Regions from separate parts of the Homo sapiens genome. Here regions 2, 3 and 4 are each linked to region 1. A link is a loop called in an ENCODE intact Hi-C map of the cell type or tissue named here. Cell type or tissue: endothelial cell of umbilical vein. All regions are shown on one strand. Links, peaks and the distances in the headings refer to the core of each region. The heading gives the core; the rest is flanking DNA. Region 1 has its middle 56 kb from the start of DCUN1D5. Region 2 has its middle 13 kb from the start of MMP3. Region 3 overlaps MMP13 (matrix metallopeptidase 13). Region 4 has its middle 9.4 kb from the start of MMP8.

Region 1 (7,953 bases), core at 1,047-6,046:
GATTTCTATTTTCAAGTCTGGTATGTTTATCACTATTCTAGGACTATGTACTACATAGTAAGTGGTCAGTGAATCTTTGCAAAGTGAATGAATGAACTCCATGGATGTCTCCTGAATATCAACTTGAATCTCTTTCTTTTTCACTCTCTTTTTCTCACAGTAAATATTTATTCTTTTTTTTTTTAGAGTTTTCTTTTTTTTTTTATTATACTTTAAGTTTTAGGGTACATGTGCACATTGTGCAGGTTAGTTACATACGTATACATGTGCCATGCTGGTGCGCTGCACCCACTAACTCATCATCTAGCATATTCAATTAGGAAAAGAGGAAATCAAATTGTCCCTGTTTGCAGATGACATGATTGTATATCTAGAAAGCCCCATTGTCTCAGCCCAAAATCTCCTTAAGCTGATAAGCAACTTCAGCAAAGTCTCAGAATACAAAATCAATGTACAAAAATCACAAGCATTCTTATACACCAACAACAGACAAACAGAGAGCCAAATCATGAGTGAACTCCCATTCACAATTGCTTCAAAGAGAATAAAATACCTAGGAATCCAACTTACAAGGGATGTGAAGGACCTCTTCAAGGAGAACTACAAACCACTGCTCAAGGAAATAAAAGAGGATACAAACAAATGGAAGAACATTCCATGCTCATGGGTAGGAAGAATCAATATCGTGAAAATGGCCATACTGCCCAAGGTAATTTATAGATTTAATGCCATCCCCATCAAGCTACCAATGCCTTTCTTCACAGAACTGGAAAAAACTACTTTAAAGTTCATATGGAACCAAAAAAGAGCCTGCATCGCCAAGTCAATCCTAAGCCAAAAGAACAAAGCTGGAGGCATCACACTACCTGACTTCAAACTATACTACAAGGCTACAGTAACCAAAAACAGCATGGTACTGGTACCAAAACAGAGATATAGATCAATGGAACAGAACAGAGCCCTCAGAAATAACGCCGCATATCTACAACTATCTGATCTTTGACAAACCTGAGAAAAACAAGCAATGGGGAAAGGATTCCCTATTTAATAAATGGTGCTGGGAAAACTGGCTAGCCATATGTAGAAAGCTGAAACTGGATCCCTTCCTTACACCTTATACAAAAATCAATTCAAGATGGATTAAAGACTTAAATGTTAGACCTAAAACCATAAAAACCCTAGAAGAAAACCTAGGCATTACCATTCAGGACATAGGCATGGGCAAGGACTTCATGTCTAAAACACCAAAAGCAATGGCAACAAAAGCCAAAATTGACAAATGGGATATAATTAAACTAAAGAGCTTCTGCACAGCAAAAGAAACTACCATCAGAATGAACAGGCAACCCACAGTAAATATTTATTCTAATGTATTTGGAGATCACCTGATCCAACCTCCTCCATAAGAAGCAGTCACCTATGAAGTGCCTGACACAAAATCCTCAGCCCATGTTTGCTTTTTTTCAGGAAAAGGAAATCTTTATTTGTTTCATTAATCTGTTTCATTTTTGTGTGCTCTTTATTATTAAAAATGTTTTTATTTTTTATACTGAGATAAAATCTGCTTCCAAGTGGAAAGACGGCATGGCATTGTGGGACAAGCATAGGTTTGGGCTCAAAAAATTGGGATTTGGGCCCTCAACTTTTCCACTTTGGGTAAGCCTCAACTTTTCTGAATTTTAGTTTTCCAACCTATAAAATGGTGGTAATGGTAGTGTATGCATTGCCTAACTCTCAAGGTAATTATAAGAACCAAATGATATAATTAATAAGACAGCTCTTTGCAAAGAATAAATCCCAATAGAAAAGTCAGTTATTCCTATTTTACCTTCTGGGACTTCGTAGAGTAATTCTACTCAGTGTTAAAAAACACAATGACACGACTCATTACAACTTCTTTCTTTAGGCTAAAGTGCCCTCTTTTCTTATAAGTTTTAAAAATATAAAGTAGAAGTTTTCATACAAAAACTCCCCCTCATTGCCTCCTGCTAGATCCTCTCTAATATGTCAAATACTGCCTTGAAGCGTCCCACAGAACTGGACCACGACGCAGAATCATCCTTACCAGCATAGAATACACTTGTGTCGTAACTGTCCTTGGCCTGGATCTGCTGTTTTGATCATGAAACCTCAAGGTTTTAGACATTATATATCACTGCTAAGCTATATCGAGTTTGTGTTTGACTGAGAGTCAGGTCTTTTTCATATTAGCTGCTGTCAAGCTACGTCTTCCAAGTACTGTATTCACGTGGTTGTGTTCTTTTAACCTCAATGTAAATCACCACATTAATTTATATTTAATTCATCTTACTGGTTTTAGCCCATTATTCCCATCCATTGAGATTTTCTTGACTTCTTATTTTGATCTACCAATGTCTAACTATTTCCACAAGTTCTATGACATCTGCAAAATAGTAAGCAAGTTCTTGCTGGCATTAGCCACATTATTGGTAAAAATGGTGAATAAGATTAAGGCTTTGGAAGTATCTTTTCTTCTCACTAAAGATTTTTCTTTAAGCTAGATTATTATTGTCATAGTTAATGAACAGCCTATCACAGTTATTGGTGACAGCCCTGCTTCTTCCTAATAGATTGTGAGACCACAGTTTGATCTTCTTAGTATCTCTAAGGCTTAACATAGTGCCTGACAAATATTTGCTGCTTAATAAGAGTTTATAATTGAAGAATGAATGAATGAACTGACATATGTCTATTAATTAATATGCTTTGAACATGATTATTTAACTAGATACATGGCTCATATAATTTAGCCAACATCCAACTTACATTTTCTTTTTTATTTTCATAAGGATATTTACTAAGATTTTGTCATATTTGTCCTAAATCTCTGGAAGCATTCCCTTGATCTACTGATTTAATAACCATTATAGAAGAAAAGCAGATACACTAATATGACTTGTTTTTAGTGAAATCATCCATACTTACTTTTATTTAACACCTATTTCTTTCCTGGATTATTCCTATACTTTTTATGTAATTACTTTCTCTAAACGTTTGCTTCATGACCTCCTAATTACCATGTGTTCCTCCCCATGGGATGTACATTTGTGCAAGTATCTCTCTTCCATCATCATCTTCTCCTTCTTTGCTTCCCATTTTGCTCCTTTCCCTGCTCAATCAATCTTTTTAAGTTAAACAGTTTATTCAGATGCATTATTGAGAATAGGCTCCTCTTTATCTTTAGTTCTCCTGTTCTTATTCAGTTGCTTTCCTACCTTACTTCTTCCTGTTTTTGTACCAAAGTTGAATAAAAGTATAAGTATGTTGAATAAAATTTTGAGCTCCAAGATTTTATTTTATTAAAAAAAAACACAGAAAGAAACATATTTTCTCTCTACCTAAGCAGCACAAAATCTCTCCAACCAATAAAATTACATTTTACTTAAATTCCATTGACAAATGAGTAGGTCAGTTATCCCCAAATGCAGACCCTTTTCCTTCTAGAGAATTTATTGCAACAGAGATCTCTGTAGGGATCTTTCTGAATAATGATGACTTGTGATATTTTATGTCTTCTGTGTTTCTCAGGAGGCTTAGGAGAACATTCTGTTGTCATTCCAAACTCTATTGTATTTACCATCAGCATTTAATTCTTGAGTCGTAGTTTGGGTTTTGTCACAAGAGAGGGCAGGTTTGTCTTAGGCTGGTTTTCTGGTAGTAGAGTTAAATGAGGCCATTGATCAGCATTTATGTTTAGCTTAAGGAAATGTCATCATCTTGTTTGCTTAAACCATAAACACAATCCTCAGCTATTTCCTGTAAAATTTTGCTAACTAGTAATATCTTCTGTAGTGGAAAATATGTGTCATTCTCTTAAAGGCTGTTAAGAACGGAAGTGTGTCCTTGAAAAATTCATATGTTGAATGACTCCCCCATGTGGCTGTATTGAAGATGACACCTAAGGTTGGAACTCTTATCTCATAGAATTGGTGTCCTTATAATAAGAAGAGGAAGAGACCCAGTGTTCTCTCTCCACCATGTGAGGACAAGGCGACAATGTGGCCATCTGCAAGTTGGAAAGAGAGTCCTCCTCAGAACTGGACCCAACTAACGTCCTGATCTCAGACTTCCAGCCTGCAGACTGTGAAAAAATAAATTTTTGTTGTTTTAAGACACAAAGTCTGTGGCTTTTGTTATGGCAGCTCAAGCTGACTAATTCAATGGCTTAATGGTATCTTCATCTGAAAGTAATTAGTAGCTGCATTTCTTCATATGAATTCATAAACTTTACCATAAGTCTGTCAGTCCAAGGGTACCATTAATAGTATGTCATGTTTTGCTCCACATGCCAGCCTTTCTAATAGTTTATCCAAAATTATAATACCTTTTATATTTGGGGTGCTGCTTTTTCTTTTTCCAGTTAAGAAATGTATGAATTTACACTTAGAAAATTGGCTTACTTCATCTGATGTTTTTCAAAGGACAAGATGTAATCTCTGAGTCTTCAATTAATAGAAAAAAAATGTGTGAATCATAAAATCCAAAAAATAATGTTAAGAGAGTCTTTAATTGCAGCCCTGTGAGTTCTACCTCAACCAGTAACTAAATTAATGGGTGATGTACCACTGTGTCTACTACTACTACTACTACCACTGTGATCAGTCAGTGACCTGATCACTCCACAGATGTGAAGTTCTGTACTTCCCCTCAGATACCTCTGAAGCTTTGTTAAGTTCATTTATCAGTTTTTCCTCCTTGAGTGCAGGATCTGTGAAAGGTATTTGTAAAACAATCAAAGTATCTCAGACTCAACAATGCCTCTAACCTTGGAAAATTAATGTAACCTACTAATTTGTGAATGTTAAAAAGTTAATCTTTTGATATCAGTGTAATAAGCTTTAAAAGATGAATAACACTGTCCTTTTCATAGTTATTATAGTTTTCATTAAGATTAAAATAATATAGGTAAAGGTAATTAATTTAAAATATAATAAATTCACACAAAAGGAGAAGCATGAATAAAAAGACTTAACTATATGGCTATAAACAACATGAAAAGGTAAATGGCAAGTTAGGCCAAATATTGGTGACAGGTAGGACAGACAAAGGGTAATTTAAAACATAAAATACAGACATTGCAACAAATACCTAAATGCAAAAATACTATAAATACAGAAAAAAATTAACTATCATTTATATTTTTTAAATTAATTAATTTATTTTTATTTTCTTATTGTTATTTCTTGAAACAGAGTCTCACTCTGTCACCCAGGCTGGAGTGCGGTGGTGCAATCTGGGTTCACTGCAACCTCCACCTCCTGGGCTCAGGTGATTCTCATGCCTCAGCCTCCAGAGTAGCTGGGACTACAAACACTCATCACCACGCCTGGCTAATTTCTGTATTTTTAGTAGAGATTGGGTTTCACCATGTTGCCGAGGCTGGTCTCAAACTCTTGTCCTCAAATGACCCGCCCACCTCAGCCTCCCAAAGTGCTGGGATTACAGGCATGAACCACCATGCCCAGCCGAGTATCATAACAGCACAAACAAACATAAAATGCCTGTCTACAAATCTAAGAAATGTGTGCTGAAAACCATAGAACACTAACGAGAGACTTAAAAAAAAAAACCTATGTAAATGAAGAGATATTCTGTGTTCATGGATGGGAAGACAATTTTGTTAAGATAAATTTTCTCCCCAGATTGGGTTACAGATGCAATTCAGTTCCACAAAAAAATCTTGGCATGATATTTTTGTAGAAATTTATAAACTGATTGTAAAGTCTATATGAAAAAAGCAAAAATAGTTGAATAGCCAAACAATTTTGAAAAAGAATCAGATTGAAGTATTCTCACTACCTGATGTTGTCTTATTATAAAGTGAGAATAATCAAGGTAATACGGTATTGGTAAAAGGACAGACCCACAGACAAAAAAGGAGAAATAGAGAGTCCAGCAATAGATCTACACACCTATCCTATACCCAATGTATTTTTTACAAAGATGAGAAGGCAATTAAATGGAGAAAAAGTAGTTTGTTTTAACAAGTGGTGATGGAACAACAGAATATTCATATAAACATATGTATATGAATATTAAAAATTTACATACATAACATTACAAATATATTTATATGAATATTGCATATTCATATATTTATATGAATATTCAATTGTGTGTATATATATATACACACACACACACACACACCCCCACACACACACCCACACACACACTCTGACCCATTTCTTGCACCATAGGCAAAAATTAACTGAGAAGGGGCGGGGGGCAGTGGCTCATGCCTGTAATCCCAGCACTTTGGGAGGCCGAGGCGGGTGGATCACGAGGTCAGGAGATCGAGACCATCCTGGCTAACATGGTGAAACCTCGTCTCTACTAAAAAAATACAAAAAAATTAGCTGAGTGTGGTGGCGGTCGCCTGTAGTCCCAGCTACTCCGGAGGCTGAGGCAGGAGAATGGCGTGAACCTGGGAGGCGGAGCTTGCAGTGAGCCAAGATTGCACCACTGCACTCCAGCCTGGGCGACAGAGACTCTGTCTCAAAAAAAAAAAAAAAAAAAAATTAACTGAGGTGGGATTATAGGCCTAAATGTGAAACCTAAAACCATAAAACTTCTAAAAGAAAACATAGGAGAAAAATTTTCTCCTTTAAATAGGCAAATATTTCTTAGATAAGACACAGGAAAGTCAGAATCATAAAAGAAACAACTGATAAATTTGACCTAATAAAAAATTTCCTCTTTGAAAAGATACTCTTGGTAAAGACATGTTTTTTGGAAAGATACTATTAGGAGAATGAAAAGATGAGACACAGACTGGGAAAAATATTTGCAAAACACATATCTGATAAAGAACTGCTACCTAGAATATGTAAAGACACTCACAACTCAATAATAACAAAACAACTTCATTTTTATTTATTTTATTTTAATTAATTAATTTTTTAGAGATAGGTTTGCCCCATGTTACCTAGCCTGATCTTGAATGTCTGGCCTCAAGCTATCCTTCTGCCTCAGCCTCCCAAAGTGTTGGGATTACAGGTGTGAGCCACTGTACCAGGCCAACTTCATTTTTAAAACAGGCAAAAGATTTAAAGAACTATTGTACCAAAGAAGAAATAAGAATGGCAAATAAACACAAGGAAAAATGCTCAACATCATTAGTTAACACAGAAATGCAACTTAACACAGAGTGAGATAACATCACATACTTAGTAGAATGACTAAAATGAAAAAGAAACAAAAAACAAGAAAGAGAAAACAAGCCTGAGAATATCAAGTATGAGCAAGGACGTGAAGCAACTGGAACTCTCATTTTTTTTTTTTTTCTTTTGAGACGGAGTCTCGCTCTGCCGCCCAGGCTGGAGTGCAGTGGCGCAATCTCGGCTCACTGCAAGCTCCGCCTCCCGGGTTCACGCCATTCTCCTGCCTCAGCCTCCCAGGTAGCAGGGACTACAGGCGCCTACCACCACGCCTGGCTAATTTTTTGTATTTTTAGTAAAGACGGGGTTTCACCGTGTTAGCCAAGATGGTCTCGATCTCCTGACCTCGTGATCCGCCCGCCTCGGCCTCCCAAAGCGCTGGGATTACAGGCGTGAGCCACCGCGCCCGGCTGCAACTGGAACTCTTATACATGGTTGGTAGCAATAGAAAATGGTACAGTCACTTTGGAAAAGTTTGGCAGTTTCTTATAAAGTTCAATATATGTTTACCCTGCTTCTAGGGATGTAACCACAAGAAATAAAAACATGTCTACACAAAAACTTGTACGTGAATATTTATGAATACTTATTTTTTTTTACTCACAATCACCCAAAACTAGAAATGATGAAAATGTGCATCAACCAGTGAACAGATAAAGAAACTATGTGATATTTGAGTACAGAAAACACTGCTCAGCAATACATTCAAAGGAAAAAAAAGCTACTAATATATCAATAAATTTTAAGTGCATTATTCTCAGTGAATGAAGCC
Region 2 (7,953 bases), core at 962-5,961, 210 kb after region 1:
AGACACACACATATATATAAAACATATATGTATATGGAAGGTTTCAACATTGAGATTATTCTTAAAGCCAGAAGTATGGGAGAGATCATATGGGGAGAGTTTAAGATAAAACTAATGAATAGCAACATTTGGTCAAAATTTACAGCATTTCTTTATTTTTAAAATTACCTAATTTTATTTATTTCTAATAGGTACTACCTTAGCCACAACACAAAATCCAAACGTTAAAAGACATTATGCAATATAAACAATTTTCCTCCCACCCCTGTTTCCAACATCTAACTCCTTTTCTCAGAGGTAACCAAGCAGATCTTTCTTGAATCCTTCCAGAGCTATTTTACGCATACCAAGCATTAATATAATCTTTCAAAATAAAAATGGTACTATGCAAAATTACACTGTCTTGCTCTTTGATTTTTTTCACTTAATGTATCTTGGCAGCTATTCCACATTAGTACATGTAGAATTGCTTTATTCAATTTTTTTTTCTTTAGGTGCACTTAATTTAATATCAAGACCACAATACAAAAGGCCCAAATACAATGAAAAAACACATTTGTCCATTAACACCAATGATAATGCTCTTTCAGCACATGCCTGCCGAATGGAATGCGGATTTAATAAAGCTCACTCCTGAAAAAAATAACCCAGTGAGTCTCACCACAGCCAACATCCTTAAGCAATCTGGTTGTGAAATGAATGTTTATAATGCTTCAAACAGCTTAAACCTGAAGTTTGATACCACACCTTCATGTTTGCACAGTTCTCAATAAGATTATCTACAATATTTACAACCATTCAAAGGTAAACCATTGATTAAAACCACATTCATTTAAGACTCAATAATTCCCATAAATATGTACAATTATTATGTATCAATAAAAAAGAATCAAGTAATATAGAGCCTCAAACTAAATGGTTAAATATATGAACGACTTATACTGACAACTAATATTTGATTTTCTGTGACTATTTAAGGTTGGTTCTTAGCAAATAATCCCTTTAAAGGCAAAATTCACCTCATTTGAGTTTTGACCCAGCAGTTCAACAACAATGATGAAGTTCACAGTCTTACTGGCAAAACCAATATGTTGAAAAGTCCTCATTTAACATCTGGATAAGTTCTTGGAAACTCTGATTTTAAGCAAAGGGATGCATAAGGAAACCATTTTTACCATAGGCTAATTGATACAAACAAGAGTTAAATTTCTATGGCATATTTCTAAGTCACAAAAACATCACCGAACTTCTAACTAAAGACCAAAACACTTCTAAATAGTAAACACTGTAGGCCCAGCACAGTGGCTGACACCTGGAATCTCAGCACTTTGGGAGGTCAAGACGGGCAGATCACTTGAGGTCAGGAGTTCAAGACAAGCCTGGCCAACATGGTGAAACCCTGTCTCTACTAAAAATACAAAAATCAGCAAGACGTGGTGGCATATGCCTATAATCCCAGCTACTCAGGAGGCTGAGGCAGGAAAATCGTTTGAACCAGGGAGGCAGAGGCTGCTGTGAGCCGAGATCGCGCCACTGAACTCCAGCCTGGGCGACAAAGTGAGACTCTGCCTCAAAAAAAAAAAAAAAAAAGAAAAGGAAAAGTAAACATTGAAATAAATGCGAGTTATGCATACATTTAAGAAAAATTAATAAAAAACAAGTAAGATAATTATTTACCTTCTTGTTTCAGTTCAGAGTGTTGAGTGGCTGGAGCCCATCCTGGCAGCTCAGGCCAGCCCTGGATAGGACTCCATTCCATCATCGCAGGGCGCACTCATACTCACTCACACTCACCAGTCTGCGACCATGTAGACAAGCCAGTGAGCCTCATGTGCACAGCTGTGGGATGTGGGAGGAAACCAAGTACCCAGAGAAAATCCACAAAGACACAGGGAGAACCTGAAAACTCCACACAGACCATGGCCCTGACCGGAAATGGATTTTTTTTCTCTTCGACGTCATAACTAATCCATGTTATTTGAAGACCTGCTCTTTAGAGTTTCTAAGTCACTATGCTCAAGGGTAAGAGCAATGCATAGTCCATTTTCCATTTTACTGGAATTTATGTTCAATTCATGATTTAAAGTCTCCAGGTTTTCATTTCTCCGAACTGTCCAAAGACATTGTGTGCCTTAGGACCTTGTTTCTCCCTCTATTTTCTTCAAACAGAAACATTTCTCAAGTATCCACATGTTCCCAAAGAGGAATTCTTCAGAGGTGGCCGCTTCTTTGGGATAGTGCAAGTCTACCAGGCTTCTGAAGCAAAGCGGATGGGGAGGGAAAGAACTGAAGTGCAAGGTTCATTGGTAAGTTTCACATTAACCATTAGGAGCTGGGGAGTATAAAAATGCGGCTTTTTTCCTTTCCTCTCAAAAAGTCTGAGTGTTGGTGTAGAAACGAGTCCTTGGCTGTCCCCCCAGTGACTTTCTAGTAGTGGGACTGTCAGGGAAGCCTTGACTGAGAATATGACTGGAGAGTTTACCTACCAGGCGTAAACTTCCAGGCACTCTGTTCATTTTGGGCTTGTTCCCGTTTGTCTTCAGTCAGGGCCAGATCACCTTTCATTTTTAGGAAAACAGGTTGATGGCTCGGTCTACCATTGTTGATCGGGCCACGCTGGGCCACAGATTTGCTGGAGGTACTAAATTCGGGTAGGACGCCTCGCATCTCCTGCCTCTTGTCTGCTAGTCGCATCGCAAGGACGTTTGCCCCGCGCAGACTCTTGCTGCTTTTGCTTTAGTTTTCACTGAGGTTGAGGTCAGCGTTCTTGCCTCCAAAGCTTGCGCATGTGTTTCATATTGTTTCCATTTTAGAATTCATTCATCTCCTGCCATCCGTTTGAAGTTTCGCTCAGTCTAACCCTTTGGGGAAGAGGGTTTTTTGTTGGTCATCTTGAATCCGAAGAGTCGCCTCCCAGATGCGGCCGTGGTCACCCACCGCCAGCCCCACCAGGGAGGAAAGGAAGGGGGCTGGTCGCCAGCAGAGCCCGATTCGTCGGACCTCGCTCTGGCTCTTCCCCGGAGTCTGGCGCCCCTCCGCGGCCACGGGACTCTGCGAGCTCCTGTTTATTGCACCAGCTGCGCTCAAAGGAAGAAATACGCAGCTTATTCAGTCCCCTATTGGTGATTCAATAAATACATTTATACATTAAATAAATGCAAAAACCAACTAAATAAAATGTTAAAGTAACAAAAAATAAAATTAGTTTGAAATAAGTGTAAATATTAAAAGAAAATAATTTTATAACATTTGAATATATTTATATAATATTTAAAATTAAAATATATTTAAGATAAAAATAATAAAACATAAATGAAATAAAATTGTGTGCATCAGTAGATTATTTTCAGTATTCAGTGTATCAGTAGCCTATTTTTTAATATTTTGCTGTGATATCCAACGCTACAGTGAATATCCTTAAGCACACTTGCATATTGGATGGAAAATCTAATCTTCAAAGGCTGAGCAGAGATACAGGAGCAGGAAAACTATTTGTTGGATTCTCCAACATGAGGGCCACTGATGCTCTTTACAACAGCAGCGTTGGTGAAGTGATGGAGCTGAATTCTGATTGAAGCTGGTAGAAAAGTTGGCAAGTTAGGGTGTTTTTGGCTATAGGTAGCAGAAAATCTCAACTGATTTAAAAATAAGGAATTTTCTGGTTCATATTACATAAAAGTACAGCACTAAGACAGGTTTTAGTTTCGGTGCGATCAGAGTTCTGGCTCCATCACTTTGCGGTTATCTTGGTTCTGTCCTTGTGTCAGTTTTACCTTGAGGCTGGCTTTCCTCACGGCAGCAACACAGCTATGTTGTTTAGTGTCCAGGCAACGCACCTTCTTAAATCACCACCTTCAAACACGAAAGGACAGTTCTGAGTGTCCTCCTGTTTGGACCATCCCTTACCATATGGTCATCCTAGACCAATCACCATGGCAGGGAGGATCAATCAATTTCACTGCAGTCATGTTTTTGTTACACAGTGAGGTGAAGGAAAGACATTGAGTCACCAATCTCTGTCCATCTACTACAAAGAGAAACTGGAATGTGAGAAAGTCGAAATAACAGATGCAAATAATTCTTAGGAAATGTTGTGCTGAGAAGGAAGTGGAAAATACTTTCTCTGTGCTATCAGACCTGATTCATAGTTCTTATGCATGTCTTAACTGTTAGGCTGGTAGTTGATTTCAATAATGCAGAAATATAAGTTTAGAGTAATTCAGTAGCATTGCCATAATCACATAGCAAGTACATAGCCAGGATCCAATTTCATATCCTTCTAGATTCAAAGATCATGTTCTTATTTTGTCTAGGGACCCAGACAATAAATCAGCCTGGTTGCCTTATCTTTTCAGTTTTGACTCCATTCCGAACTAGGGGTTCTGCAGTGTCATATGGCATGACCACATTGGGGCTGGTTCTTCCTCAATTCTGCAGTTTAAAATCCCCACAGCCCAAGGGCCGGGGTTCTTTTGAGTCTGATATCTAGCCCTGCTAAATTTCTTTGTGCTGTCCTAAATTGTAATGAACAATGGAGAACCTCACACCAGCTACTCGTCTGTAAATTTCCCCAAGCAATCTTGTTCCAGAAATGTTTGTTTGTTCCAGGTATGTATTTTTGTGCTGACAAGGCTTTCACCTGAATTTGACACCGACCAGAGGCTAAGCCCCAGGGACCAGACATGTAGCCCATGTCGGGACAAGACCAGCTCTAATGGTGACTGATGCTGAATCCCAGAATGATGTTTGATAGCTGGCTCAATTCCTCTTGCTTCAGGCAGGCTTATTGGAGTACGTTTGCATTTACAGGAAATCATGCAGTGACACTAGACTGGGGGAGGGACACTAGACTGGGGGAGGGACACTAGACTGGGGGGCAGGGGAGGAAAGCAGAAGCTGGGAATCTGGTTTGGACTCAGCAATAAACCAACAGAAATATGGGTTTGACACAAATAAGAACGTTCATAAACGATAAAGTACAGAATCTCACCAGTTAGTGAGCAGATGGGTTATAATGACAGAAGCATTTAAGAAGCCTATTATCACAAATCAAGCAATATGGAGATTAGCCGTGATCCTATTGTGAAGGAGCACTGTGGGAAGAGTGCATTGAAGCTACTCAGATCTGGCAGGAATAACTTGTGAAAGCAATTTTCTGTAAAATTGAAGAAGTTGGCAGGGTTTAATTATGAGAAAAAGTCCAGCTTGCTAACCACCTGGGATTTGGGTAGAATCATTCTGGAAGCAGCACAAACACCCTTTGCCTTGGTTTATAATCACTGATAATAATCTGTGTGTAAAACTTTAGTGGCTGTAGCGGACCTAAAATAGTAATTATCTTTTCTTTGGTTGGGAGCAAATTAGCTACTTCTGGAAGGAATATATGTATGTACATTATATATAATGTATATTATACATAATGTATGTAATGTATATTATACATAATGTATGTAATGTATATTATACATAATATATTATATTCTACAATGTAATCTAATATAATATATGAAACTCTATTACATTATGCATAATATACATTATATTATGTATGTATATTATATATACATGTATATATACGTGTATAAAAACGTGTATATACATATATACGTGTATATACATATATACGTGTATAAAAACGTGTATATACATATATACGTGTATAAAAACGTGTATATACATATATACGTGTATAAAAACGTGTATATATACATATATACGTGTATAAAAACGTGTATATATACATATATATGTGTATAAAAATGTATATATACATATATATGTGTATAAAAATGTATATATACATATATACGTGTATAAATGTATATATACTTGTATAAATGTATATTATGCATAATGTACATAATGTATATTATGCATAATGTACATGTTTATTATACACAATGTATATTGTATATAATGTATATATACTATATAACATTTATGTGTATTACATATTTATACAATGTAGATCATATATAATGTATGTTATGTATAATATATATTTAATAGAGAATGAATACAAGTGAGACTTTTGTTTAAGGAATGTTATTATGCTGTGTTATGTTTTGCAGTCACTGCTATTTTGAATATTTTCTGTTTTTAAGTTGTTTGCAAAGTGTATGAGAATTTGAGTTAAGTGAGTCAATTGATTGATTTATTAGATTACTAAGCATTACTTAAGTGTTTAGAAATATCTGGCTTGTTGGGTTTTAAGTCTGCATAATAGACTTGCATTATCTGAAAAAATTACCTACATTGAAATTGTAATTATGATTTGAAGTGTTGATGAAAATATTACTTATGAATTCAAATAGCATTAAATGATTAAGGTTAATTTATTATTTTTACTGTACAAATCAATAAATATTAATCAAAGCTAGTGAAAATGATTGTACTTATTTTTATATAAATATACTAGATTAATAAACAAGATTAGAAAGCTGAACTTAAAATATTAAGAAAACTTAGGATTTAACTCTTTAATAGATGGAGTATTATTATAATAAAAGTAAAACTCTAAGTATTAATAGGCATGCAAAAAAGGCCCCCTTAGACATTAGCAAATCCAATTGAAAGGCTAACGTATATTACTATTGCTATCTTAACACAGAAGGGAAACAAATACTTTGTATATACTATCTCATTTAATTCTCACCTATGAAGAAGATATTATTAAACTTTTTTACAAATATAGGGATGTATAGAGAGATTGCACAACATCCTCAAGGTCATACAGATAGTAAATGGCAGAGCCAGATATCTAATGCATCTAGTCTGACACCAAGCTTATGTTACATCCACTTTGCTGCCTCTCTATTCTTTAAGTTAACATGAATTAACCTATGATATGGTGTGGCTGTATCCCCACCCAAATCTTATCTTGAGTTGTTGCTCCCATAATCCACATGTATCATGGAAAGGACCTGTTGGGAGGTAACTGAATCAAGGGGGTGAGTTTTTCCTGTGTTGTTCACATGAGAGTGAGTAAGGCTCACAAGATCTGATGGTTTTATAAAGAGCAATTCCCTTATGCACGCTCTCTTGCCTGCCACCATGTAACATGTGCCTTTGCTCCTCCTTTGCCTTCTGCCATGATTGTGAGGCCTCCTCAGTCATGTGGAACTGTCAGTCTATCAAACTTCTTTCCTTTATAAATTACCCAGTCTTGGGTATGTCTTTATTAGCAGTGTGAGAACAGACTAATACAGTAAGTTGGTATCAGTAGAGTGGGGTGCTACTGTAAAGATACCCGAAAATGTGGAAGTGACTTTGGAACTGGGTAACAGGCTAGGTTGGAACAGTTTGGAGGGCTCAGAAGATATGAAAATGTGGAAAAGTTTGAAACTTCCTAGAGACTCAGAGGGCTTAGAAGACAGGAAGGTGTGGGAAATTTGGAACTTCCTAGAGACTTGTTGAATGGCTTTGACCAAAATGCTGGCAGTGATTTGGACAAAAAGGTCGATGCTGAGGTTGTCTCAGATAGAGATGAGGATCCTGTTGGGAACTGGAGGCCACTCTTTTATTTATTTTTCTGAGAAGGAGTCTAGCTCTGTCACCCAGGCTGGACTGCAGTGGCGCAATCTCGGCTCACTGCAAGCTCCACCTCCTGGGTTCACGCCATTCTCCTGCCTCAGCCTCCCAAGTAGCTGGGACTACAGGCACCTGCCACCGTGCCTAGCTAATTTTTTGTATTTTTAGTAGAGACAGGGTTTCACCTTGTTAGCCAAGATGGTCTCAATCTGACCTCATGATCTGCCCGCCTTGGCCTCCCAAAGTGCTGGGATTACAGGCATGAGCCACTGCACCTGGCCAGGTCACTCTTGCTATGCAAAGAGACTGGTGGCATTTTGCCCTTGCCCTACAGGTGTGTGGAATTTTGAACTTAGGAGAGATGATTTAGGGTATCTAGGGGAACAAATTTCTAAGTGGCTAAGCATTCAAGAGGTGATGGGA
Region 3 (7,953 bases), core at 1,882-6,881, 96 kb after region 1:
AAAGACTCATAACTACCTTAACTATATAGTGACTTTTTACTTTAATTATGTTCTCAACCTTTTTTTTTTTTTTTGACAGAGTCTCACTCTGTCACCCAGGCTGGAGTTCATTGTCGCAATCTGAGCTCGCTGCAACCTCCGCCTCCTGGGTTCAAGAGATTCTCCTGCCTCAGCCTCTGGAGTAGCTGGGATTACAGGTGCCTGCCACCATGCCTGGCTGATTTTTGCATTTTTAGTAGAGATGGAGTTTCGCCATGTTGGCTAGGCTGGTCTTGAACTCCTGGCCTCAAGCGATTCACCCGCCTCGGCCTCCCAAAGTGCTCAGATTACAGGCCTGACCTCACCGACCTCCTTTAACTATGAAAAGAGATATTATTGATAACTTATAACAAATAGGCTGGGTGCGGTGGCTCATGCCTGCAATCTGAGCACTTTGGGAAGCTGAGGTGGGCGGATCACTTGAGGTCAGGAGTTCAAGACCAGCCTGACCAACATGGCGAAACCCCATCTCTACTAAAAATCCAAAAAAAAAAAAAAAAAAAAAGCTGGGAGTGGTGGCATGCACCTGTAATCCCAGCTAGTCAGGAGGCTGAGGCAGGAGAATCACTTGAACTTAGGAGTCAGAGGTTGCAGTGAGCCAAGATCACTGCCACTGCACTCTAGCCTGGATGACAGAGTGAGACTCTGTCTCATATACGCACACAAAAATCGATAATCCAAGTAGCAAAACTGTGTAGGAGGATTCACACCTTAAAAGAACAACTAAAAAATAAAAATAAAAAAATAAAAAATTTAAAAAGGAACAACTATTAAAGAACTAATAGAGTTTAAAAAGAAAAAGTTTGAAATTCCTACAAATGGGATCTAAGAGATTGAACCATTAATATTAACTGGATTAAAACCTTATTATTTTCAAACTCTGAAATTGTCTTTATGCTTTTTCTTATAGGTTATATCTATTTTTTCAACGGACCCATACAGTTTGAATACAGCATCTGGAGTAACCGTATTGTTCGCGTCATGCCAGCAAATTCCATTTTGTGGTGTTAAGTGTCTTTTTAAAAATTGTTATTTAAATCCTGAAGAGCATTTGGGGTAATACTTCCAGAAGTGCGGGGTAGGGGAAGAAGAGCTATCAGGAGAAAGCTTGGTTCTGTGAACAAGCTTCAGTAAGTTATCTTTGAATATGTAGTATCTATATGACTATGCGTGGCTGGAACCACATTGAAGAATGTTAGAGTAATGAAATGGAGGATCTCTAAAGAGCATCTGATTCTTGTTGCTGTACAAAAGCAATGGTTGATGATACTTCCCACACCACAAATGGGACACATGGTCTGTCAATGAGAGCATAATTTAAAAATATATTTATAAGGAAATTTTACAAGGGCATAAAGTAAATACATGCATATAATGAATAAATCATTCTTACTAAAAAGTATAAAATAGTATGAAAATGGAAATTTGGGAGAGCCATACATAAAAGAAATAAACCAAAGGAAAATGTCTGTAATAATAGACTGTAACTTCCAAATAAATAATTTTCATTTTGCACTGAGGATATTCAGATGTATGTGCCCTTCTTCACACAGACACTAACGAAATATCAAAGTCATTAAAGACAGGAGACAAAAGAGCAGTGGTAAGAATAGTAGATGTGGCCTTTGAATTCTGTTTAATTTTCACTTTTGGCAATGACTCAAAGTCTGCTCTCATATAAGACAAATATTCCTTTGCATATTATAAAGGATAAAGAAGGATGATGTCTTTTTATTAAAATATTTCAGGTTCTTCAGAAGTCACACATTACAAAGTTAAAATTGTTATCAAAATAGTCTAAGGCCATGGCATCCCTTTTTCATAAATTATTTGATTATTTAAGACTAAAAGTTGCATTTTAACCCTATTTTACCTAGCTAATTATTTAATTGTCCAGTTTGTCTTGGATATATAGGCTATTTTCTAAAGACTTGTATAGCATGAAATAAAATATATCTTATAAAGTGGAAGTATGTATATTAAAAAAGAGACATCCAAATTTTTTTTTAAAGCAGTCTACTAGATTGTGATCCCTTGAGATATGGAAGGATGCCTTTTTTTCTCTGCATTTAAAAAAATCCCCCAGCACTTCCCACAGTGCCTATTGATACTTGGGGAGGGTGCTTGGCACTTATTGAATATATGATCGGCCATCAAGGGAAGAACTATTGTGCTCAGAGACACTGTTGATAAAAACTCAGGCAAAGAAAATGAAATGCATATTTGCAAAGTGTATTAGGAAGTGTTTATGTTGTTTATAATAAAAATATATTTTCAACAGACAATTGCTATATGGTACATTGTCTTTAGGTATAATTTCAATCTTTCCTCACCCAAAGAGGGTTCATTGCCAATATTTTTATTTTTGGAGACAGAGTCTCTCTCAGTTGCCCAGGCTTGAATGCAGTGGTGTGATTCCAGCTCACTGCAACCTCCACTTCCCGAGTTCAGGCAATTCTCCTGCCTCAGCCTCCCAAGTAGCTGGGATTACAGGTGAGCGCCACCATGCCCGGCTAGTTTTTGTATTTTTAATAGAGATGGGGTTTCACCATATTGGCCAGGTAGTCTTGAATTCCTGATCTCAGGTGATCTGCCTGCCTCAGCTTCCCAAAGTCCTGGGATTACAGGTGTGGGCCACTGCACTGGACCCTTCTTTTTTTTTCTTTTTAAGAAAAGATGTTTAGGCCAGGTTCAGTGGCTCATGTTTGCACTCCCAGCACTTTGGGAGACCAATTGTTTGGGCCCAGGATTTCAAGATCAGCCTGGGCACCATGGTGAAACACAGTCTCTACAAAAACAAAACAAAACAAAACAAAAAAAAAACAAATTAGCTGGGGGTGGTGGTATGTGCCTGTAGTCTCAGCTACTAGGGAGGCTAAGGTGGGAGGACTACACGAGGCAGGGAGAGGTCAAGGCTGCAGTGAAATGTGATCACACCACTGCACTCCAGCCTGGGTGACAGAGCAAGACCTAGTCGAAGAAGAAGGAGAAGGAGAAGAAGCCAGGTCCCAGCTACTCAGTAGGCTGAGGCAAGAGGATCACCTGAGCCCAGGAGGTTGAGGCTGCAGTTAGCTATGCTTACACCACTGCACTCCATCCTGGGTGATAGAGTGAGACCCCGTCTCAAAAAATAAACAAACAAAAATAGAAAAGATGTTTCACTTGATTTCAGAAACATTTTCCCTATGTTTAACCATTTTCTTTCATGATACTTCTCTCTCATGGATAGACAGACAGACAGACAGATATACATAAAGATATATAGATATAAAGATATACATAAAGGTATATAGAAAATATATATAGTCAAGATTGTTTCCTGACTTCCACCTTTACTCCAGTCTCAATTCAAAATTCCAAATCCAATTGGTGTTACCTTGATGAGTGTCCTTCCACAGTAACCAAAGCATCGAATTCAAATTATAGCAAATGTCTATTTGGAGTTTACCACTGGTGATAGGGGTAGCATTAAAGAGAGCTGATTATGAACTGAGCAGATGGTCCTAATAGAATCTTCTATGAAATAGGTTACAGGTAAAATACAGATAGCCAGTTTGTATAGATATTCACGAATGGGGTTGAGAAGACCAAATGAATGTTTTATGAGAAGTAATATTATATTCACAAATTAAAGTGAGAGTGCATTTACCTAGAGCTAATGTACTAGGCAAATGCACTGCCTTAAAATTGAATTGTAGCTAGTAATGGCCTCTTCATCAGATAATAAGGGTAAAAGGTTTGAAAAACTCCTCAAAGTGAACCAATAGCATACTTGTATTTGGAATAGGAGAAACTGACAAGATCTTATATTGGTGTAACAAATTTTGCTCTTGGAATTATCCTGGGAGAACTTTTGTATTAAAGCAAAAATATTGTCCTGGATTTCCATATCCTCATGTCAGAATAAAAACACGAAAACATATATAACAGAAAGATAGCCACCATAAAAGCTACCAAGTTTAACTCACTTCCCGTTTAGAAAAAAAAGTGCAGCTCTCTGCACGCACAGTTTTCTCGGAGCCAACAGGAGTGGATTAAGCCCTGGTCACAGAAAATACCTTGATTTACGGATTCATCACGACGCTGTGAGATTTACAATACTTCCACTAGGTGGCACCAGCAACACCCTTTTTAAAAAGGTTGAACTGGTCAGAGAATTCAATTAAGTCACAAAACCAGTGCTTTGTTCTTTAACATAAGGTTGAGGAACTTAGCCACATCGCTGATTGTTTAACTCCTGACTTTACATTACTGACTTTCAAGTAAGATTTAATAGCTATGGAATTCAAGAACAGCTTGCTCCAGGTTTCTTAGTTTTTGTATATGAGTTCCCCTCACTGATCTCTCAGAGGTGAGTCGGAATTCTGTGTCATCCTGACTTGGTGGCTTGATGAAGCCACCAAGACCTGAAGCATGCACCCCTTAGAGCTAGGGCTTGTGAGTCATCTCAGGCCCCTGGGTGACAGACTCCAACGTGAACTACAAAATGCACAATCTACACAACCAATAGAATCAGCACTCCAAAGAGAAAACAAACCAGCACTGTTCTGGCACCAAGAGGGAGGAAAACCCAAACTACCAGGCATGATAAATTTTGTTTTCTAAATAAAAAAGTGGGCCGGGCACGGTGGCTCACGCGTGTAATCCCAGCACTTCTGGAGGCTGAGACAGGTGGATCACCTGAGGTCAGGAGTTGGAGACCAGCCTGACCAACATGGTGAAACCCCGTCTCTACTAAAAATACAAAAATTAGCCAGGCGTGGTGGCGGGCACCTGTAATCCCAGCTACTTGGGAGGCTGAGGCAGGAGAATCGCTTGAATCCGGGAGGTTGAGATTACCAACCAAAAAAGTGAACAATTGCTTATTACCTGAGGACAATGGCGAGTTTAGAGGAAGAAAGGCTTTACAGTTTCCGAAGTTTCTTTCTCACATGGTTTAGTTTTTCTAATTTTTTGGACTTTTATCTGCCTGGTATATTGAAGTATGCGAAATGCTGATTTAAGACTCCTTGATTTTGTTCTACCTCACTGCTTACAAGACACTCAGATTGAACTGCAGCTAATAATGATCTCTGGAAAATAAAAAATGTGCTGAGTTTATAGCAACAGCATGGCCATTTTTGTAAGAGTTTATCATGATGTCTTAATTGACCTGAATTGCCAAAACTGCCAGAGGTGTGTGAACCAGAGCAACTCCATCTTAAATAGGAGCTGGGTAAAACAACGCTGAAATCTACTGGGCTGCATTCCCAGACCGTTAAGGTCTTCTACGTCACAGGATGAGATAGGAGGTCGGCACAAAATACAGGTCATAAAGACCTTGCTGATAAAACAGATTGCAGTAAAGGAGCTGGCTAAAACCCACCAAAACCAAAATGGCGATGAGAGTGACCTCTGGTCATCCTCACTGCTACACTCCCACCAGCGCCGTGACAGTTTACAAATGCCATGGCAACATCAGGAAGTTACCCTATGTGGTCTAAAAAGGGGAGGCATGAATAATCCACCCCTTGTTTAGCATATCAGCAAGAAATAACCATATAAATGGGCAACCAGAAGCCCTTGGGACTGCTCTATGGAGTAGCCATTCTTTTATTCCTTTACTTTCTTAATAAACTTGCTTTTACTTTGCACTGCAGACTCACCCTGAATTCTTTCTTGCGTGAGATCCAAGGACCCTCTCTTGGGGTCTGGATCGGGACCCCTTTCCTGTAACAAAACTATACCCTAAAATTAGGTTCTGTGAGAAGGAAAATTTCTCTTTCATACATGAGCCCGAATAGGTAAAATTCTATTGCATAAATGCTATCTGAGTTGTACACACATGGAGAAACACATACAAGTATATGCAAAATTCATTGTAACCCACTCTAGAATTACTCATTCAATAACGTCATCACACATCAACTGGGCAAGGAACAATTGTACGTACACGATATTGAGAGAATTCTGTCTCTTAAATTTTGATTGCAATGAAACTGGACTTACTATCCAAATCCACCTGTTATGCCTTACAGTTTTTTATAAGTGAAGATAGTGACACTCTTTTTTCATAATTTATGCAGGATTAAAGGACATTGCACAAGCATCCTTATCTGTGTTCCATCTTTTGTGCTTATCTGTGTCCCATCTCTTGCGCCAAAAATATGTAAAATTAGCAACTAAAAAGGTTTATTTATTTTTTGTTTACTTGTTTTAAAATGGTTACATATACCAATAGCCTTCCTTTTCTGGACAATCTTCTCTTTCCTTTATTAGACTGGGCACTAAAAGCCTGTACAGGTCACAAGCAAAACCATTCATGAGGCCCTTCCAATTCTATCTAAAAAGGAGTGTTGTATTCTGGAGTTAAGAGCATCTGCCTTTCTGGGTTGTATCCTTTGGCCAGCTCGTGCCTCGGCTCAGTGAGTGCTCAGGGCCTTGTGGATTTGCTTCCAAAACAACGCAAGGAAAAAGAAGTCTGAGTTGTGTTTCTGAGCACATGGGGTACAATGTGTACACTAGTGCTGGCTCAGTTTTTGGCCAACTCTAGTTCTGAGTATTGTGAGCTGAGCAGAGGGCTGGGACACAGCATCAACTGTGCCTCCAGCCACATCCTTTTCTGAACCCATTTATAAGGCTTTATCCCTTAATAAATAAGATATCTCCTAAATACTTGCATTCCTAATTTCATAGGAAACATCTAAATTGTTTTATGGTTTGAATAACAGCAAGATAAGATACAGGTTAAGGAAGCAGAATCTCAAGGAAGTGAAATAATGGGCAATATTTTGCAGTCATCGTAATGGAAGTCAGATACTTGGCAACAAAAATTACCCAGGCATTATGTGGGATTAACTGGAATATGAATTAAGGGCTCAGAGCTATTTTATGAGAAATGCACTGTACACTCTGTATATGAAATATGCTTCTACTTGGTATTTACTTTTAAAACATTTCCTGAAATCTTTCAATGGGGCAGCTTTGGGGACTAGAGAAATATGGCAATATTGTGTGTCCTGTGTTTACATAAGATACAAAAATTTAGAGAAACGTATTAGATCATCTGATTTCAATTCCTTCAGTTTACAAATAAAAATCTGGGGCCAAGAGAGAGGAAATGATCCTTTCAAGAGCATACAATAATGCTGAAGACTAGGCCACAAACATCATCCACTTTTCTCCTTCTATCTTGTTAACTCCTCTACTCTCTTCCACAGGCCAGGGCACAGATTGTCTATCAGGGGGCATGAAATGTAATTCTACTGGAATGATACCACTAGCCTGATGGCATCCATGTCCCAGAGTCAAGGGAAGCTGAGCTGATGTCTCTATATTATCTTGGATGCTCAGCCTTTGCTGACCATCTTCTCCCCACTGCTGAGGCTGCTTGACCATGACTGACCTTAGTCAAAAGAGATTGAGGGAGTTGAAACTCAGGTGTCTGCAGCTCAATGAAAAATCCTTGCCAGAACAACTTTGACTTTGTATCTAGTTTTGAAAACTGGGTTTCTGTGTTTTCCCCAAGACTGAGTCCCCACTTTTGCTACAGCATAGAAAACTGGATCTCTCCATTATCCTCTATGCCAGAGTCTCGGCTTTTTATTTTTATTTTATTTTTAACTCTTATCTTAGATTCAAGGGTACATGTGCAGGTTTGTTGTATAGGTAAACTTGTCTCACGGGGGTTTGTTCAGATTATTTAGTCACCTGGGTACTAAGCTTAGTACCCAACAGTTACCTTTTCTGATCCTCTCCCTCCTCCCACCCTCCTCCCTCAAGTAGGCCCCAGTGTCTGTTGTTCCCCTTTTTGTGTCCGTGTGTTCTCATCATTTAGCTCCCACTTATAAGGAGAACATATGGTATTTGTTTTTTGGTTCCTGTGTTCGTTCATTTGCTAAGGATAATGGCCTCCAACTCCAACCATATTCCTGC
Region 4 (7,953 bases), core at 1,935-6,934, 300 kb after region 1:
CCTAGGATTTAGTTTTGTGACTACTGTACATAGGACTGCTTTTTCATTTCTTTTTCAGTTTGTTCACTGTCGTCCCACAGAAATGGTACTGAATTATGTATGTTGATTTTGCATCCTGCAACTTTACTGAATTTATCAGATCTAATAGTTTTTTGGTGGAGTCTTTAGATTTTTCCAAATATAAGATTAAATCATCTGCAAACAAGAATAATTCAACTTCTTCCTTTGCAACTTAGATACTCTATATCTTTTTCTTGTATGATTGCTCTAGCTAAGACTTCTGGTACCATGTTGAATAACAGTGGTGAAAGTGGGTATCCTTGTCATGTTCCAGATCTAAGAGAAAAGGCTTTCAGTTTTGCCCCATTCAGTATGGTACTAGCTGTGGGCCTGTCATTTTACTATTTATTGCCTGTCTTCCCCTGCTACAGTGGAAGCTCCATCAGGATGTGTGGCAGGGAGAGGGGTGGGGGATTTGCTATGTATTATTGTTTTGTCTGTTTATTTTACTAATATAATGCAAAATCCAAGTAAGTACTTAATAAAAGTTTTTAAATAAATTAACACAGAATTGATGCTGGATTCCAGAAAAGATGGAAAGTTAATAAAAAGGTATATAGTCAGTTTGACCAGCTCCTGAAAAATTTCTTGGCTTCGTCTTCATTAGTGCAGAGGCTAGAATATTACAGACATTGCAGCAGCCCCCAGAAATGCTCAGAGCCTAAGACCAAGTTTCTGATGGGTTCCTGGGGAGAAAATCCACCAATGAATATGAGAAATCAGAGTGGTTGTGTTTAGACTTTGCCAATAAGCACTCTGCCTTGAGATTTCAGGGAGACTGATAGTCCCATGGAAATATAAGATCTCAGGGGAAGTATGCATTTGTAATAACCATATCTGTCAAAGGACTTGTTTCATCCTGCTGAACTCATGACTGGAGTCGCCCCAAAAGTGGCAGCAAGGGAATTCCTGCAAGGAAGTGCCCAAGACTGTCTCCAGATGGGGCCAGCTGAGATTCCAAAGAAGGAAGCACTAAATGCCAGGGTGAGAAGGACAACACATTTATTAGGGGTATTTACTTACAGAGTTCTTTGGTGTATCCTCTCAAAGAACAATCACGGTAGAGGGGTGTCCTACATAGATATGTCTTCATCTAGGGGGTAATATGTCTATATGAGGATTTAAAGATTTGGTTCAGGGCCAGGGCCAGTTTCTTTCTAGTAAACCTAGATATCTTTATCACTACCAGGGAATTTTCAAGTTCCTGGTTTGGTTTCAAGACTGCTGGGAAAACCTTACAGCTGGCAAGGACACAGGGTGGTCAAGGCACTCTGATTTTTGGTCAGGACACAGAAAAAAAAAGTGAGGGGAACTGGGGAACCCTGCAGGAGTTTTATTCAGAATATATAAGAAATCTAACATATTAATAATAAAGTGACACATGCAATTAAAAATGCATGGGAGTTTTAATCAGACTCTTCACAAAGACATATATATGGCCAATAAACACATTTAAAAAGTACTTAACATTATTAGTTATCGAGAAAATAAAATTCTTATAAGGCACCACTAAAAAAAATCCACTAAAATCATTAATGTTAATAAGACTGACAACACCAAACATTGATGAGGAGCTAGAACATCTGGAAGGCTCATACAATATCAAATTGCTCACAGTTCAATATTTATTCACCCTATGACTTCTACATATTTGCCCAAGATAAATGAAAACATAAATACCCCAAAAAAGCTTGCTCAAGAATTCATAACAGCTTTATTCTTGATAGTCCAAATCTGAAAATAGTGGCATATTCATACAATAGAATATTACCACTAGTACTATATACAACAACATGGATTAAACTGAAAACCATTAAAATGTCTCTCTTATCCTAAGAGACATCATTCTAGGCAAAAGAAGCCAGGCACAGAAGCTAATATATACTTTTGATTCCATTATATGAACTTTAAGATTATAAAAAGTAATATATAGGAAATGAAATCAGAACAGTGATTGACACTGAGGAGGGACTGTGTTTGACCAAGAAAGAACTCAGAGAACTCAGATGATGGAAATGTTCTCTTCCTTCATGAGGTATGGGATACATTGGCTTATACATTTGTCAAAACTCACCGAACAGTGTAGTTAAGACTTGTGTACTTCACTATATGTCAATAGTATCTCAAAAATATATAAAGAAAAAAGAAATTAACAGCAAAAGGAAGTCTTAATTATTCTATAACTATAAAATAATGTTTAATGGTTTAAATATCTTCCCACAAAGAAAACATTAAGCTTAGATGGTTTTATTGGTTTGTTTTGCCAAAAGATCCATGTCAAGGAATAGATCATTCCAATCTTACACAAACTCTTTCAGAGAAAACAGAGGACATATTCCACCATCACCATATAGCACATAGGGAGCAACTTTAGGTACTTTCTTATTAATACTGGGAATAAGAGAAGGATGCCTGCTATCACTGATATTCGTTTAATATAGTCCTGGATATCCTGTCAAAAACTGAAATGAGGCCATGAACAGTGAATCATGCCTGTAATCCCAGCCCTTTGGGAGACTGAGGCAGGAGGATTGCTTGAGCCCAGGATTACAAGACCAGCCTGGGCAACATCAGTAAGACCTCATTACTACAAAAAAAAAAAAAAAAATTAAAATGAGGAAAATATCAACAGTTATAAAGATCAAAAGGGAAGAGTCCAAATTATAATTATTTGTAGATAATTTGATAATTTACATAGAAAACCTCAAAAGAATCAAAACTCTTAAGATGAGAAAAATTGTAATGTTTCCAAGTACATCAACACATCAAAATCATTTACATGTCTATATATGCACAATAAACAAGTAGATCAAACATAGAAAACAAAATATTAATAGCCACAGCAAAATCAATTACCTCTTTAGGAAATAACATAGCAAAAACAGAACAACCCCTTAAAAATGAGAATTTAAGACTCTATTACAGACATATAAGAAAAATAGAATATGATCTTCATGTATGGAATGACCTAATACTCTAAAGATGACAATTTTTCCAAAATTAATTTGTAAATGGGAAGCAATTTTAACTAAATTCCAATGGCAGTATTTGGGAAAGGAAAATTGATTGCAAGGCTTTTATTTATAAAAAAAAAAATACACACTAGGAGCTAAGAATTTTGACAAAGAACAAAGAAGGAGAGAGTCCCACCAAATATTAAGACATTTTACAAAACCTCTGTGACCCCAGTGGTGCAAAACTTACGCAGGAGCAGAGACATAAGCTAATGGAACTAAATACAAGTCCAGAAACATGCTTTTGGTATGATAGGGGTGGTACTACAAATTAGAAGAAAAAAAAGAATGAATCCTCAAATAGTTGTTTGGAGGCACTACATGGAAAAAATAAAGATGAATTCTGTATCCCAGCAAGTGCAAGTAACAGATACTCTTCACTGTGGAGTTCCAGCTACTGGGCACATGGAAGAATTATACTCCTTAGCCTCCTTGCAGTGGGATGGGACCACATGACTAGTTCTGGACTATGACTTGTGCTTGGTTCTGGGCTGGAACATTTCATTGCTTGTGCAAAACCCTTTAGAAATCTTTTTTCAACCAACATGACAGAGAGAATTCAAGATCACAGCTTCTCTGGAGGTCTGTGAAACTGGGTCACTGCCATACACAGAGGTCCTCTGTCAAACCATAATTGACACATAGCACAAGCAAGAAATAAATCTGAGCTGTCTTATAAGACTAAAGGATGCAGGGCCTATTACCAAAGTGTAATTTTGCTTATTCTTTCTGATGCAGACCATGCACAAAAGTATACTTTGAATTGGTTAAAGACTTCAATATGAAAGGTAGAACTAATTCAACAAAATACATAGGAGAATATTTTGACCATCATAATGTGGGGAAGAATATCTCAAATAACACCAAAAAAGCATAACTCATAACGGGCAAAGCTGATAGTTTTGATTACATTGAAATTAAAGAATTATATTAAATGAGAAACAGAGAAAGTGTCTGCAACATATGAAACTAAGGAAAGATTAATAGGTGGTTCAGAGAAGAAATTCTTTTAAATCAACATGAAAAAGGTAAGAAATCCAGTAGAAATGCAGGCATGGAAATAAGTTGGCTATTATTAGAAGGGGAAATCTGGGTAGCTGACAGCATATAAAGAGATATCCAATCTTACTAGTAATCAACGGAATACCAATGTAAAAAAGATACCTACTTATACCTACCAAAAATGGCAGAAATTAGAAGTTCTGGTTATATTAAGTGCTGATAAAAACATGGGGAATATGAACCCTTATTTACAGCGGGCAGAACTGTTAATTGGTGCAACCATTGTGAAGCAAAATCTGGCTGTATCATAAGAATACCTGTATTCTAACCCCAGTAGTCCCACTTGTAAGTATTCATTCTGACTGTGATCCCCAGGAGACTTGTAGGGCAGCCAATACAGAACTATTTGTGAGAGCGGGAAGCTAGCCACCGCCTGGATGGCCATTGTTGGTGAACTGACACTTAGAATGTGATAGCCCTTATCAAGTAAGCTAAAACTGCCACCCACAACCTGGCATTAAGATCTGTTAACAGAGGACAAAATAATGTGCTTAGGAACATTGTGACCACTGTGGAGTTTCTCATTCTGCATTCTCACCTAAAGCAAACTATTCATTTTAATGAGCTTTGGCCAAGTCTTTAATGTCCAGTTCTCCCACTAACCTACCTAGTTCAAAACCTGGGCTCATCCTTACTAAATGAGATAAATGGGATCTATTTGTTTTACATTCTTATTTCGAAGAAGACTGTTGATCTGACCGAACAGTTCACCCTCCGAATACCCCAGTGGACTTTGGCGCCCTCTGCTGGTTTTACAGGGGGCATGATGACCACTAGCATGGCTAAGAGTGACAGGTCTCAGCCATCCGTGACTTCATTGAAGGCCACTGGTTGCGTCTGCTATACACCAGCTTACTCTGGGAGCATTAAGCCATAGAAAAATATCTGGATGGAGACATTTCAAAATGTTAACATTGGTTACCTCTAGAAGAGGGGACTGAAGTAGGGGGAAAGGGGGTTAGAAAACTTCACATTTACTTACCGTACTTCTGAAAGTTTGGAATTTTTTTTTTAATAAGCATGTATTTTTGTATTACTAGACTATTTAAAAATAAGTGATTTTTAAAATAAAATAAATCGTTTGAACAACACTTTCTATATTGCTTTTCGTGCATTACCTCCTTAAAGCCCACGGCTTTGAAATAAGAACGTAAAACAATATAGCAATATAGAAAGTGCTCCTATCCTGTGAGGCTTTTTTTTATATTTAATTGCCAGAGAACTGTAATTTTTATCTGTTATTTTGCACTCTGTGTTAAACATTTTCTACACATCCATATTTAATCTTCACAACATTCCTATGATGTCAGGGCTATTGTTACCACCATTTTACACGCAAGGAATTAAAACTTAGGGATGTGAAGTGAACTGTGTCTAGGGTCCCACAGTAATAAGTGGCCAATTAGGGATGTGCAATTAAGACAGAGAGATGAAGGAACTTGTGCAAGGTCAAGCAAATGATAGAGTGGAGTCAAACCCAGGTCTTCGGATTTCCATTCCCCATGCTAAAGAGAAACAGGCTGTCTGTGAGTACCTCGGGCTTGTCACTTCAGGTTCCTCTGATGTTTGGTCCTGATGTATGAGGCAACCACATCTGTAGAATTTGGAGGAAGAAAGAGTCAGAAAGTTCCCATAATGACCTTAATGTGACATTTAAACTAAAGAAGCTACTCAGGCAGAAGGTCAACTCCAGTAGAAGACTTTGTGGAGACTGAACAGAAAGAGCCTTGGAATTAAACCAAACTTGGATTCCCAAATTCTGCCACACATTACACATCTGCCAGTGTGTGATCTCAGGTAATTCACTTAACCTTTCTGATCCTCAGTTTCTGTATTGCTTTTAAAAGACGTAATACCTAAGAAATTTACATAAAAGTGACTTTGCAAAAGCCTTTATGACAGTACCTCACTTCTAATGAGTATTCAGTAAATACTCACATATTCTTGGCATGGAAAGTCAAAATGGAGAACAGGGTGGGTGCAGGTTATCCTGGAGTTATAGGGCATGGTCTCCTAAAGGGCTTTTCAAATCACATGCAGACCACAGATCCTGAAGTGCCCTTCCCTGTGCAGTCAGTCTACACATTTACTGACTACCTCCATCTCTTCTCATTGAGAATTATTGCCTGTAACAGAAAGATCAATGGTCCCAAAAATGCCCACATCCTGACCCGTGAACATGTTAGCTTACATGGCAAAAGAGGTTTCACAGGTGTGATTTGGGTTAAGGACCTTGAAATGGGAGATTAGCATTATCTCAGTGGGTCCAATCAAATCACCTGAGTCCTCACAAGTGGAGACCCTCCCCCAACTGTGATCAGGGAGAGACAAGAAGATGGAATAAGGGTTAGAGAGAAGTGATATTGCTGGTTTTGAAGATGGCAGAGGTGGAAATACAGGCCAAGGGATGCAATAGCCTCTAGAAGCTGGAAACAACACAGAAACTGATTCTCCTCTATAGCTCCCAGAAGGAACACAGCACTGCTAACATATTGATTTTAGCCCAGTGAGACCCATACCAGACTTCTGACCTGCAGAATCGTAAGGCAATGAATTTATCTTGTTTTGAGCCATTGGACGTGTGGTTATATGTTACAGCAGCTGCGGAAAACTAATCCACTGCCCCTGACAAGCCAATGTCACCAAAGGGCATATGTGGTGTCTTTCTGATATTTTAGGTTAAAAAATAAATTCAGGTTGAGAACCATTGATCAAGAGGAGTGAGAACAGAATCTAGTGGGGACTATATAGATGTGAGACAGTTTATTGAGATGAATTCTCACAGACTCCAACAGGCGTATGTGGGTGACAGCTGGTTGGGCTCCAAGGGGGATGGGAGCCAGATGTGTGGTGTGAGGAGCAGGTGTGTGATGTGAGGAGGAGCAGGTGTGTGGTGTGAGGATTGGGTGTGTGGTGTGAGGAGGAGCAGGTGTGTGGTGTGAGGAGTGGGTGTGTGGTGTGAGGAGGAGCAGGTGTGTGGTGTGAGGAGTGGGTGCGTGGTGTGAAGAGGAGCAGGTGTGCGGTGTGAGGAGTGGGTGCGTGGTGTGAGGAGCGGGTGTGTGGTGTGAGGAGTGGGTGTGTGGTGTGAGGAGGAGCAGGTGTGTGGTGTGAGGAGTGGGTGTGTGGTGTGAGGAGAAGCAGGTGTGTGGTGTGAGAAAGAGCCGGTGTGTGGTGTGAGAAGGAGCGGGTTTGTGGTGTGAGGAGCGGTTGTGTGGTGTGAGGAGTGGATGTGTGGTGTGAGGAGGAGCGGGTGTGTGGTGTGAGGAGTGAGTGGTGTGAGGAGTGGGTGTGTGGTGTGAAGAGGAGCAGGTGTGTGGTGTGAGGATTGGGTGTGTAGTGTGAGGAAGAGCAGGTGTGTGGTGTGAGGATTGGGTGTGTAGTGTGAGGAAGAGCAGGTGTGTGGTGTGAGTAGTAGGTGTGTGGTGTGAGGAGGAGCGGGTGTGTGGTTTGAAGGAGTAGAGGCACTGACTGGGCTTCCAAGAAGTTTGACAGTGAGGGAAAGGAAACAGGATGGTAACTCAAGTGATTAATAGGGTAGAAAGAAGTCTGTTGTTTGGTTTTATTTTGTTTTACTAGAGAAACCATGTAGGCAAACAGGAAGCAGCCAGTGAGGGAAAGGAAATAGCGGGGGAATGTGTAAGGAGAATAGTTCTGGTGTGGAGATACAGAAAGAGTCCCATGGACACACTAAGAAATTGAATATTTTGGTGGTAAAAATGAGAGAAAACGAGGGCATTTACTTAAAGTGGGAAGTAATACCTTGCTATAGCTAGACATTGTTAGAAAATCAAGAATGGAGAAGATTTAGAAAAGACAG

What was found. A loop is a pair of places that touch in the nucleus more often than their neighbours do. Peaks named below come from ENCODE experiments on the same cell type or tissue, not always from the same donor. Only the 100,000 strongest peaks of a DNase experiment are listed, where the experiment ranks them.
Region 2: it touches region 1 in a loop (8-fold over the local background); 2 of 110 quality-filtered maps call a loop at or near these places.
Region 3: it touches region 1 in a loop (2.9-fold over the local background); 5 of 110 quality-filtered maps call a loop at or near these places.
Region 4: a loop joins it to region 1, with 10 times the contacts of the local background. A loop is called at or near these places in 4 of 110 quality-filtered maps.

Annotation. Positions count from the first base shown.
Region 1 is chr11:103,032,088-103,040,040 of GRCh38, reverse strand. No RefSeq gene overlaps it. Among named protein-coding and RNA genes, the nearest start is that of DCUN1D5, 56 kb to the left of the region's middle. In endothelial cell of umbilical vein, for the core only: a CTCF peak has its summit at 3,883; a DNase peak (open chromatin) is centred at 3,840; H3K27ac peaks cover 447 bases.
Region 2 is chr11:102,826,631-102,834,583 of GRCh38, reverse strand. It overlaps the pseudogene WTAPP1. Among named protein-coding and RNA genes, the nearest start is that of MMP3, 13 kb to the left of the region's middle. RefSeq lists a silencer at 1,490-1,695. In endothelial cell of umbilical vein, for the core only: CTCF peaks have their summits at 2,842 and 3,042; a DNase peak (open chromatin) is centred at 3,023; H3K27me3 peaks cover 687 bases.
Region 3 is chr11:102,937,363-102,945,315 of GRCh38, reverse strand. MMP13 (matrix metallopeptidase 13) reads left to right here. Exons shown (of 10, transcript NM_002427.4): 10 at 950-2,321. The coding sequence ends at 1,050. Among named protein-coding and RNA genes, the nearest start is that of MMP13, 14 kb to the left of the region's middle. In endothelial cell of umbilical vein, for the core only: a CTCF peak has its summit at 4,139 (motif pointing right); a DNase peak (open chromatin) is centred at 4,145.
Region 4 is chr11:102,730,387-102,738,339 of GRCh38, reverse strand. No RefSeq gene overlaps it. Among named protein-coding and RNA genes, the nearest start is that of MMP8, 9.4 kb to the right of the region's middle. RefSeq lists silencers at 4,795-4,844, 4,965-5,014. In endothelial cell of umbilical vein, for the core only: a CTCF peak has its summit at 4,888 (motif pointing left); a DNase peak (open chromatin) is centred at 4,869.